Regions from separate parts of the Homo sapiens genome. Here region 1 is linked to region 2. The links are chromatin loops, found by intact Hi-C in ENCODE. Cell type or tissue: A673. All regions are shown on one strand. Each heading gives the region's core, and the rest is flanking DNA. Links, peaks and the distances in the headings are about the cores only. Region 1 overlaps F11-AS1 (F11 antisense RNA 1). Region 2 holds the start of MTNR1A (melatonin receptor 1A).

Region 1 (5,377 bases), core at 186-5,185, 83 kb after region 2:
TTTCTTTTCTCTCTCTTTTCCTTCCTTCCTTCCTTCCTTCCTTCCTTCCTTCCTTCCTTCCTTCCTTCCTTCCTTCTTTCTTTCTTTCTTTTTTTTGGAGTCTCACTCTGTGGCCAAGGCTGGAGTGCAGTGGCGCAATCCCAGCTCACTGCAACCTCTGCCTCCCGGGTTCAAGCGATTCTCCTGCCGCAGCCTCCCAAGTAGCTGAAATTACAGGCGCATGCCACCGCACCTGGCTAATTTTTGTATTTTTAGTAGAGATGGGGTTTCTCTATGTTAGCCAGGCTGGTCTCAATCTCCTGACTTCAAGTGATCTGCCTGCCTTGGCCTCCCGAAATGTTGGGATTACAGGCATAAGCCACCACGCCCGGCTTTGTTTATCTTTAAAGAACAAGATCCTTTGGTCAGATAGACATCCTTGAAGGCATCCAGAAGTTTCATCTGGCCAAGGGACCGAGGGAGGCAAGCAGCTTTGGTCATGGGATCGCCACTCCCGCATCCCCACCTTCCTCATAAAGCCTCAATTATGTCCAAAGGCAGGTCAGAATTGCGAGATTTTGTCTCCCGCCCTCTGGCCTTGGCCAAATCTTATAAACCTTTCGCTGCTCTCAGAGGTTCTACAACACTAGCACCCTGAAAAAAGTGCCCAGCCAAGCCTAGGTTAGGCCTCGACTAAAAACAAAAGCAAACTTGAAGTTTCACAACTTGGTCCAACTCTACTCACTCTTAGAACTAGGCGTGGCTATTATGTGGCTATTACGGGTGACTATGGTGCTACTGGGGTCCAGGCACCCAGAAGGGCTGCATATTTCTGTGCACACTACGTCTGCTTACCATGGCCTTTCTTACCAAGAAAACTACGTCTAAGTAAAAAATAGTAGAATGAGAGTTAGAATGAATAAGAAGTAAAATGAGAATGAGAATAGCTACCAAACCTAGTCAGAAGCCTGGATTAGAATACCCAAAATGGACCTGCCAGCCGACAAAGCACCTCCTGTGGCCACCAGGAGAAGAAGAAAGATAAGTTGGGAATGCAAATGAACACGAAACAGGTGTGTCCTCCCAGGCATAGAAGAGGTGGAACTTAAGACAGTGTTATAGACAGTCCTGCCCCTAAGGAGACAGAGTCAGCCCCGCCCCAGCAAAGTGTACGGCAGGCAGTGGAAGGAGAGCCAGGCATGAGCATAAACAACAGGCGAGCTGGAGTTTTTGTCTCTCAAACTGAGTAGTAAGGAGACTTTCAGGGTCAGCTTTTTGTTTTGTTCCCCTCCTCCCCCACACACACCTTTTTTTTTTTTTGAGACGGGGTCTCACTCTGTCGCCCAGGCTGGAGTGCAGTGGCACGATCTCCGCTCACTGCAAACTCCGCCTCCCAGGTTCAAGCAATTCTCCTGCCTCAGCCTCCCGAGTAGCTGGGACTACAGCTGCCCATGCCTGGCTAATTTTTGTATTTTTAGTAGAGAAGGGGTTTTGCCATGTTGGCCAGGCTGGTCTCAAACTCCTGACCTCAAGCGATCTGCCTGTCCCGGCCTCCCAGAGGGCTGGGATTACAGATGTGAGCCACCGTGCCCTGCTATTTCCCCTTTTTTTTTTTTCAAAATTTAACTGGAACTCATCCCCTTTATCCAATGGTCTCAGGCAGACATCTGTGAATACACCCTTCTCACCTCCAGTTGTAAACAGTCAATTAGTTCTCAACTGATAAATTGTGTTTTTGAAAGACCCAGAGAGGAATTTTGTCTTCATTTAGCTCTCAATTTTGCTTTTGTATACTTATTTGTGCAGTATATTAATTTGCTAAATTAATGTTCATTTGGGGGAATTATATGATCAGCTGTTTCACCATAGCCAAATAAAAATTTATCTTAAACTAGTGGTCACTAACGTTTCTTGAGGGAAACTGAGCTTGGCTTTCTGAAATATTCCACATGACCACCCAGTGGGCTAGGAAGGAAACCTGATATCCACTGAAAGGACCAGCCTCACCGGTGGTAAAACCAGCCTGTTCTGGAAGCCAGGGGGTGCGAATTGTTCATCTGGCCCCACCATTGGCCAACCATGTAACTGCATTAACTCACCCAACCTCTGTCACCTCGGATTCCTTAACGCATAAAAATACAGGAGTTAAACTCCTGCCTGATCCTGTCATTCCCTAAATCTGTTTTTGGGATTTGGACTCAGTTATAGGTGAATTTGTACTCCCTCTACTGGTGGATGAAAGCAAAACAGTAATAAATAAGGTGAATTTACTTCATGATACAATGTATTAATTTGGAGAACCATTGCAATTTTGGATTCTAGAAAGTGAGTTCAACTAATTGTTATCATCATAAGGAGAGTCTTTGGAATGATGATTAAGGCAGGATCCAGCACTTCTGGAACTAGTGGTTCCTTCATGAACCCTCTCATCTGCTGGTTCCTCAGCCTGAGAAGAAAGAGAAGCACTAATAATACCACTCCACTGATGTAATGCAGTAATATATTAGACACTACGGAAAGTACTCCATACTTGTTAGCCATTATTGCTGATATTTTGCTGGGGTAATATAAATTGAAGAGTTTCTGTAGAACTCAGCATCTGTTTTATCATACAGAGTATGTTTTATTTCATAAGAATTATAATGCTGTAATAGTGCATAATACATTTACTAATGCTATAACAGTGCATAAGAAATGAAATAAAATTCAATAATTTCAGGCACAACTCTGACCAAGCCTCACGACTTAGATTGAAAAGCTGTCATGTAGGTACACTGCTTGTTTGGAGTGGCTTATATTGGCTTCTAGCATGTTTACACTGACAGTGTCTTTGATAGTCCCTATGTAATATATAATTAAAGCCTGGGCAACATGGCAAAACCACATCTCTACCAAAAAAACAAAAAAAACAAACACACAAAAACTAGCCAGGTGTGGTGGCGAGCACCTGTAGTTCTAGCTACTTGAGGGCCGAGGTGGGAGGATCACTTGAGCCCAGGAGGTTGAGGCTGCAGAGAGCCATGATTGCACCACTGCACTCTAGACAGAGCAAGACCCTGTCTCAAAATAAATAAATAAATAAATAAATAAAATGAATAAAAACCAAAACACCCCAAAACAAAAAACCAAACTATAAAATATATAATTAAGATGAACTAAAATATCTCTATTATTTTCTTTATAGCAATAATTTAGGTTTTTAATAAGTAGCATCCTAGGTTAGAAAAGAACATAATTTACATATTTTATATTCAATTTTTAGATTAAAAAAATCCTTCAGATGCATAGATTCTAAAAACTTGCATTTTTATATGAAAACTTCAATTATTTAATTCACTATAACTGTAATATTTTTCAGTTTACTTTTAATTACAGTAGAGATTTTTTAACTTCTTCATTGTGGAATTTTAGACAGCAGGAGAGAAAATAATCTTATGAATCCCCATACATCTGAAGAACACCAGAATATTTCACCCCGAAATATGCTTCTTTGGCAAGTGGAAAGTAAAGTTACAGGAAAGGGCTGTCTGAGCTGCCCTTTCTTACCTAAGGCAGGCCATAAAAATTGCTGTGAAAAAATGCGGAGAAGCTTCTGCCTCCCCTATCTGCCTGAAGACAGAGATGTAAGTAGTGGTTCACTTATCAGTGCAGGGGCTGGCGCCAGCAGGGCCAGAGGAATCTGGGAGCAGGCTTTATTACCTTTCCATAGTTGTCCCACTTTTGGGAGCCTGGAGCTGCTTGGTCCTTTGTCCTGTCACTTCTGAATATATTGTTCTTTGCTAGATGTGCTATGTAAGCCAGGGCCCTAAGCCACCTTACTTTTGAACTCAGCTTTCTCCCCATGGGATAGACACACACGTAAATAAAAATGCTTTTTTTTCTCTCTCTTGTTAATCTGTCTTCTGCTAACAGGAATCTGTCCCACTAATGAACTTACAAGGATTGAGAAAAGAAATTATTTTTTCTCCTATGAAAGGAAGACAAAATCTTGGGAGCCCAAATTCGCTATGCCAAAATGGAAAAGTTAAGCTTGAAAACTGAGTCATGAAAAAACCAAAAAACCCTGCCTTTCCTTTTGCTCCTAAACTAATAGCTACAGATAGAAGGCCACATGTTTCCACAGGGGCCTCCCTCACTCTGACCATGTAAATTAACAGTTTATCTTCAAGAGTACGGGACGAGAGGAGCCTAGAAATTGTCCCGCTGCGCACCCTGAGACGAATGCATATTCAGTTGCTTCCTCTACTGAAGTTCACCTTATCTTATGTAGAGTACAGATGTACTGAGCAGGAGATGAATGCAGAATTGACGGTTCATCTACCCGCTCCTTTTCATGTGGATTCTAAAGAACGTGACCAGCCCTCCCTCTCCTTTTCCTTCTTTTCCCCTCCTGCCTCCTTTTCCCCTTTTCATATTGTAGCCCTCAAAATCCTCTTCAGAAAAAGGGGGTGCCACAGATCCTACAGTGGCTTGTGTCTCTGTTTGCCAGGTGCTTCCTCAACCTTGGCAAAATAAACCTCTAAATGGATTAAAATCACCTCCGTCAGGCCAGGCGCGGTGGCTCACGCCTGTAATCCCAGCACTTTGAGAGGCTGAGGTGGGCAGATCATGAGGTCAAGAGATTCATCTTGGCCAACATGGTGAAACCCTGTCTCTACTAAAAATACAAAAATTAGCTGGACGTGGTGGCACACGCCTGTAGTCCCAACTACTCAGGAGGCCAAGGCAGGAGAATCACTTGAACCCAGAGGCAGAGGTTGCAGTAAGCCAAGATCAGGCCACTATACTCCAGCCTGGGCAACAGAGAGAGACTCCGTCTCAAAAAAAAAAAAAAGAAAAAAAAAATCACCTCCATCATTTTCTTCAGTTCACCCACCCTGCACAGCCATCACCCACCTTCAACAATCACTGCCGTTTGTCTGCTGTTATTTCATCTGTTTCTTTTCCACCCACCCTCCCACCTCCCAAATTATTTAAAGGAAATTCCAGACATCATATCATTTCATCCAGAAACACTCCAACATATATTTCTAAAACATAAGGATTCTTTCTTTAACATAAACACAATATTATTAATAGCCCTAAAATCGACAATAATGTTAATATAATCCAGTATCTGGTGAGTGTGCAGATTTTCTCAATTCTCAGAAATGTTTGTTTTATATTTGGTTTGTTTGCATTGGGATCTAAACAAGGACCACATATCACATTGGCTTCATATGTATCACCTTTCTTTAATCTGTGATTTCCCTCCGTCTTCTTTTTTCCTTGCTATTTGTTGAAGAAACCTAATAATTTACATCTAGAAATTTCCAATTCTAGATTTTGTTGATTATGTCCCCATGGCATCATTTTCCTTCATCACCTACATGTGTATTTTTTACCAGACGAGCTCTCA
Region 2 (5,377 bases), core at 168-5,167:
ACTGTTTTCTTGTGTGGCAGCTCCAGCCTCAGTTCAGGCCTTTTGCTCCAGTTGCTTCCTTTGGGTCTATTCCTCACGTGCTGGGTTCAGGGATGCTGGCAGTCAGAGTCTGGGCATTCCCTCTCTGGGTCTTTGTTTTCCAGGATTTCACCATCATTTTCAGTGCTCGTGGTTTCCCAGCTTCACCTTTCTCATTCCCCAGGGAAGAAAGATCATGAATGTTGTTATGTGCACCCCAGCATTATGTATGCCACCCCTTTTGGGGGAGAGTTAGCCATCTATGCCTTTGTATTTCATCTGTTGATTTCACAAATTTGTGTATCAAAACCCCAAGTATAGGAGTTTTACCTGTGACAAACAATGCAGGGAGAAATAACGGTGTGTCCTGACACATGTGGACACTGTTCAATTGTTTTCTATTAGTAAAACGACTAGCACCATGTATGCAGTTTGAAGACGTCCATATCTGGTGCACAGGAATGCTTTTTCTCCACGTGTTTCAAACCACACTTGGCACTACCAATATAATGTTTTCTAAAGTGATCGCTGGAATGGAAGCTTTCTCTTTTTTTTAACTTTTTTGCTAAAAGAGGTTACACATACATTTTTAGTTTTTGTCTAATTATGACCTTTAAATATATTTCTATTTTTTTTCCTTAGCTCTTTATATAATTGTCTTAGTCTGTTTTCCATCACTATTACAGAATACAGCAATACCTGGGACTGGATAATTTTTTTTTTTTTTTTCTGAAGCAGAGTCTCTCTCTGTCTCCCAGGCTGGAGTGGTAATTTTTTAAAACCCACTCTCACTGTAACTAATCCAGTCCCAGGAGAGCAAGAACTGACTCATGCCTGCAGAATTAACCCAGTCAGACAGAGTGGTATAACCCTCTTGACCTGATCGCCTCTTGAAGGCCCCGCCTTCCCCTGGGGACCAAATTTTCCACACACAAATTCTGGGGACATGCTGAAACCATAACAATAATGAAGACCATTAATGCTTCGTCTCTTAGCTATGTCACAAATCATTTCCCCAGTTTCTCTAGCTTTCACTTGTGTGTGGTATTTTTTGAATATAGGACTTTTAACTTTTCCGTAGTCAAATCTATCACGACCGAGAAACACTATCACTTAGTAATGAGGCTCCTTGCTTGGCAGTCAGAGAGACCTGAGTTCCAATCCTGCCTCTACTTGTTACCAGCTGTGTGACTTTGGTACATTGCTTAACCTCTCAGCACCAGAGGTTTCTCGTCCATAAAATGGTCGCAGCAGTGCCAGACCTTCTGGAATTGTTAACACATTGTGCAAACAATGGTTGTAAGATACCGATGCCAGAGATGGGAAGTGACACACGCTGTCCATGGCAGCTGCTACCTTTTCTATGGTTAGGATTATTTCCTGTCTGTCTTTTTTCCAGGCTTACAGAGTGCTTCTCTACCTCAAGTGATATGTATATTTACCTACATTTTCTTTAAATGCATTTTTGTTTTCGTGATCTATCCCAGCCCTACTGATTTGAACTGTTCACTTTATAAAATCTTTATTTTATATGCTTTTTCAAATTGTTTATGAGCTCAATACTGTTTTAGTTTTTTTTTTTTTTTTGAAACGGAGTCTCATTCTTTTTGGCCCAGGCTGGAGCGCAGTGGCGTGATCTCAGCTCACTACAATCTCTGCCTCCCGGGTTCAAGCGATTCTCCTGCCTCAGGCTCCTGAGATTACAGGCGCCCACCACAATACTTGGCTAATTTTTGTGTTTTTAGTAGAGACGAGGTTTCACCATGTTGGCCAGGCCAGCCTCAAACTCCTGACCTCAGGTGATCCACCTGCCTCAGCCTTCCAAAGTGCTGGGGTTACAGGTGTGAGCAGCCGTGCCTGGCATACTTATTGTAATTTTTTTTTTTTTTTTTTTGAGACAGAGTCTTGCTCTGTCTGCCAGACTGGAGTGCAGTGGCACGATCTCGGCTCACTGCAATCTCCGCCTCCCGGGCTCAAGCAATTCTCCTGCCTCAGCCTCCCGAATAGCTGGGATTATAGGCCTGTGCCACCACGCCCGGCTAATTTTTGTATTTTTAGTAGAGACGGGGTTTCACCATGTTGGCTAGGCTGGTCTTGAACTCCTGACCTCAGGTAATCCGCCCACCTCGGCCTCCCAAAGTGCTGGGATTGCAGGCGTGAGCCACCGTGCCTGTAATCCCAGGCGCCACTTAATTGTAATTTTTAATGAACATTTTGATACTGGTAGGTCATACTTCTCTCCTATTCATCTTATTCAAATCCTTTTCCTACACTTTCTTTTTACTCTTTCAAAGAAACTTTAGGTTATTTGATATTTTTCTTGGTCTGGCATAAAGTATATGAGGAAAATGAAAATTTCAGGCTTCGAAGCTAGGAACACTGTTTGTCTCTCCGTTTATTTAAATTTCCTTTCATGGTTTTCATAAAGTTTTTTCCTCACTGCACACAACTGGTTAGGCCATTTCCTAGCACTTTTACATTGCTGCCATGTATCCGATCCACCTAAGTGTGCTTTCTTTCTCATTTTTACTGGTACTTACAGAAGTACATACATTTTTATCATCTGCAAATATTGAGTTTTACTTTTTTCTTTGAAAATGTCATTTCATTATCGGAAACATCTAGCACCATCTTAAGCGGTGCAATACACAACGGAAGACAGTCCTTGGTTTTTTCACATTTTACTAATTATGAGGCTAACAGGTGAGATAGTATCTTATTCCCATTTTGCAGATAAGGAAGATAAGGGCGGTGGGGCACACAGCTGGTGAACTCGCCCCAATCCCATTTCGCATTTGATCCCAGGCAGCCTGGCCCTGCTGGGTGAAAAGTCCCATCCCAGAGAGGAAACACAATGAACGGCCTCGCCGTGCGCCCACGAGGAGAGGCCTCTGGGACACCGTCCCCAGGGCGCGGCGGCTGGGCCCGGCTTCCCGCACCGGGGCGCTGTCGGCCCGTGGTGCGGGGTTCGAGCTGCGGGCGGGGAATCCAAGCGGGCTCGCGGCGGACACCAGGTGTCACCTGGCCGTGGCGTCCGGCGCGGCGTGGGCGTCCGGGGGCGCGGCGTGGAGGAGCGCGCGGGATGGGGCGTGGGCGCGGGGAGCGCCGGGCGGAGCCTTAACAAGTGGTCGGGCGGGCGGACGAGGCGGGCGATGGCCCCGCGGCCGGGACGCGCACAGGGACCATGCAGGGCAACGGCAGCGCGCTGCCCAACGCCTCCCAGCCCGTGCTCCGCGGGGACGGCGCGCGGCCCTCGTGGCTGGCGTCCGCCCTGGCCTGCGTCCTCATCTTCACCATCGTGGTGGACATCCTGGGCAACCTCCTGGTCATCCTGTCGGTGTATCGGAACAAGAAGCTCAGGAACGCAGGTAGGGCCCGCGCCGCCTCCCCTGGGCCAGCGCTCCGGACGCAGCGCCTCTCCGCGGGCAGCCAGCCTTCCCCAAGCACTTGGTTCTTTTTCCTAAACACTGCGGACTTGGAGTTATTTTTCCTGTTAGAGAGGACTCTTCTCCAGCCTGCCCGTTGAAAGTGCCTTTTCATAAGGCGCGGAGTCACAGCCCCTAAGAGGTGGGACACTCCACCAGAGTCGGGTTCTCTTTCCTATGGGGACACCCCCGTCTGGTTGTCCTGTCTGAGGTTTATTAGATTGAGAAGCCTCAGGTCCAGGCTGCAGAAAGTTCCTCAAGCAGCCTCTGCAACGAACTGATCAATTGCTTGGTCTTAACATGTGATTTAGTTTTCCCAACATTGTTAAAATATGGAAACATAGAAGCTGGCAAAATGATGGAGCAGCCGCCGTGGTCTTGTTGTTCGGGAGTAGTCTGCAGTTACGAGCCTACAGTGGAAAGAGAGGCTCCCAAACGTGCTGTGTCCGGCAGGCGGCGGCTCCTCCAAGTAAACAAGTTGACACTTTAAAAACGGAAGTTGTTGTGTTAGAGTAGGCAGGTAGCCAGGCGTGAGCAGGAAAGAGTACACTTACGTATAATATGCAACTACAGGTAATTGTGTGCTTGAGTTAACTTGCTTTTTCCTCCGAGCAATGCATTGAACTGGTTTGTTCTGGTGGGAACCTGTGGACACTTTGTTCTTAGGATGCTGGATGTTCAGACCTCTGAGTGATGATTAGATGCTTGGTTCTCTGAAGAAACTAGTTTTTTATTTGGAGGCACTTTTGGGAGAAGGGGCGGGGAACGAAACGTGCACTTAACATGTCTGCCAAGATCAATATTTTCGTTTTAACCAGGTGGTTAAGAAAAGCTCTAATTTTGCTTAGCTCCTTTTGGGGAGGCTCACCCCTGCCCTGCCTCCCCCACCCGCCCCCAGTAGTGCTTTTACGGTTTGTAGTTTGAGAATTAGTTAGTTAAGCACTTAGTAATATGAATTGAGTTTGAGTCAGTAAATTGAATAAGCTCACTTCGTAGGTGATTGATATAAACTGGAGGAATTCTGCCTTCGAGAAGAGGCTCTTTCCTTCCTAGCAATAAAAACGACTTTCTCTGGACCAAACAGGTTGTGAGCACTGGGTTAATTGAATCCTAGTGCAGCCTTGTGCTGTGGCGCCGTGGTCAACTCGCCTTACAGAGGAGAAACTGGGGCTGCAGATTGTTCCCAGGGACTGTAGGTGTGAGCCCGGTTGAATTCCCAGAGCTGGCCTCCAGAGCTCGCCCTGCTTCCTTGCTGTCAACACCTGCAGCATTTGGGAAGTTTGAATCCTGCAGAACCTTTAAAAAGTGTTCACGGCTGGGCGCGATGGCTCAAGCCTGTAATCCCAGCACTTTGGGAGGCCGAGGTGGGTGGATCGCCTGAGGTCAGGAGTTCGAGACCAGCTGGCCAACATGGTGAAACCCCGTCTCTACTAAAAATACAAAAAATTAGCTGGATGTGGTGGCCCACAGCTGTAATCCCAACTACTTGGAAGCCTGAGGCAGGAGAATCGCTTGAACCCGGGAGGCGGAAGTTGCAGTGAACAGAGATTGTGCCATTGCACTCTAGCCTGGGCAACAAGAGTGAAACTCCATCTCAAAAAAATAAAATAAAATAAAAAGTAAAAAATGATCACGCCTGAACAATTTTACTTCTTGTGTTTTCTGAAGAAGAACTTAAGAACTCCTTACACTCACTTTGTATTTTATTTGCTAAGACGTGCTCTTAAGAGGATATTCCTGTAGCTGCATGGGAGACCCTTAGTGACCTTTAATCCGCACAGCTTTAGAAGTTCCATATTTTTCTAATAGGGATTTTTTGTTTATATGTGCGGTTCAAGCCATTTGAGGATTTCTGGAATGGATGGTAATTTGAAACAGTGATAAGGATAGCTGATTCAAATATAAGTTTTGGTATGCTTATTAAAAGTTTTGAT

Evidence for each region. Hi-C counts contacts between places; a loop is a spot of excess contacts. Peaks named below come from ENCODE experiments on the same cell type or tissue, not always from the same donor. Only the 100,000 strongest peaks of a DNase experiment are listed, where the experiment ranks them.
Region 1: a loop joins it to region 2, with 2.4 times the contacts of the local background. A loop is called at or near these places in 5 of 110 quality-filtered maps.

What each region holds. Positions count from the first base shown.
Region 1 is chr4:186,469,875-186,475,251 of GRCh38, reverse strand. All of the region lies in intron 1 of F11-AS1 (F11 antisense RNA 1), which reads left to right. Among named protein-coding and RNA genes, the nearest start is that of F11-AS1, 28 kb to the left of the region's middle. RefSeq lists a silencer at 3,443-3,737. In A673, for the core only: CTCF peaks have their summits at 2,007 and 2,207 (motif pointing left); a DNase peak (open chromatin) is centred at 2,191.
Region 2 is chr4:186,553,191-186,558,567 of GRCh38, reverse strand. It overlaps MTNR1A (melatonin receptor 1A), which reads left to right and starts at 3,001. Exons shown (of 2, transcript NM_005958.4): 1 at 3,001-3,386. The coding sequence starts at 3,203. In A673, for the core only: CTCF peaks have their summits at 2,949 and 3,879 (motif pointing right); DNase peaks (open chromatin) are centred at 837, 2,937 and 3,877; H3K4me3 peaks cover 1,572 bases; H3K27me3 peaks cover 468 bases.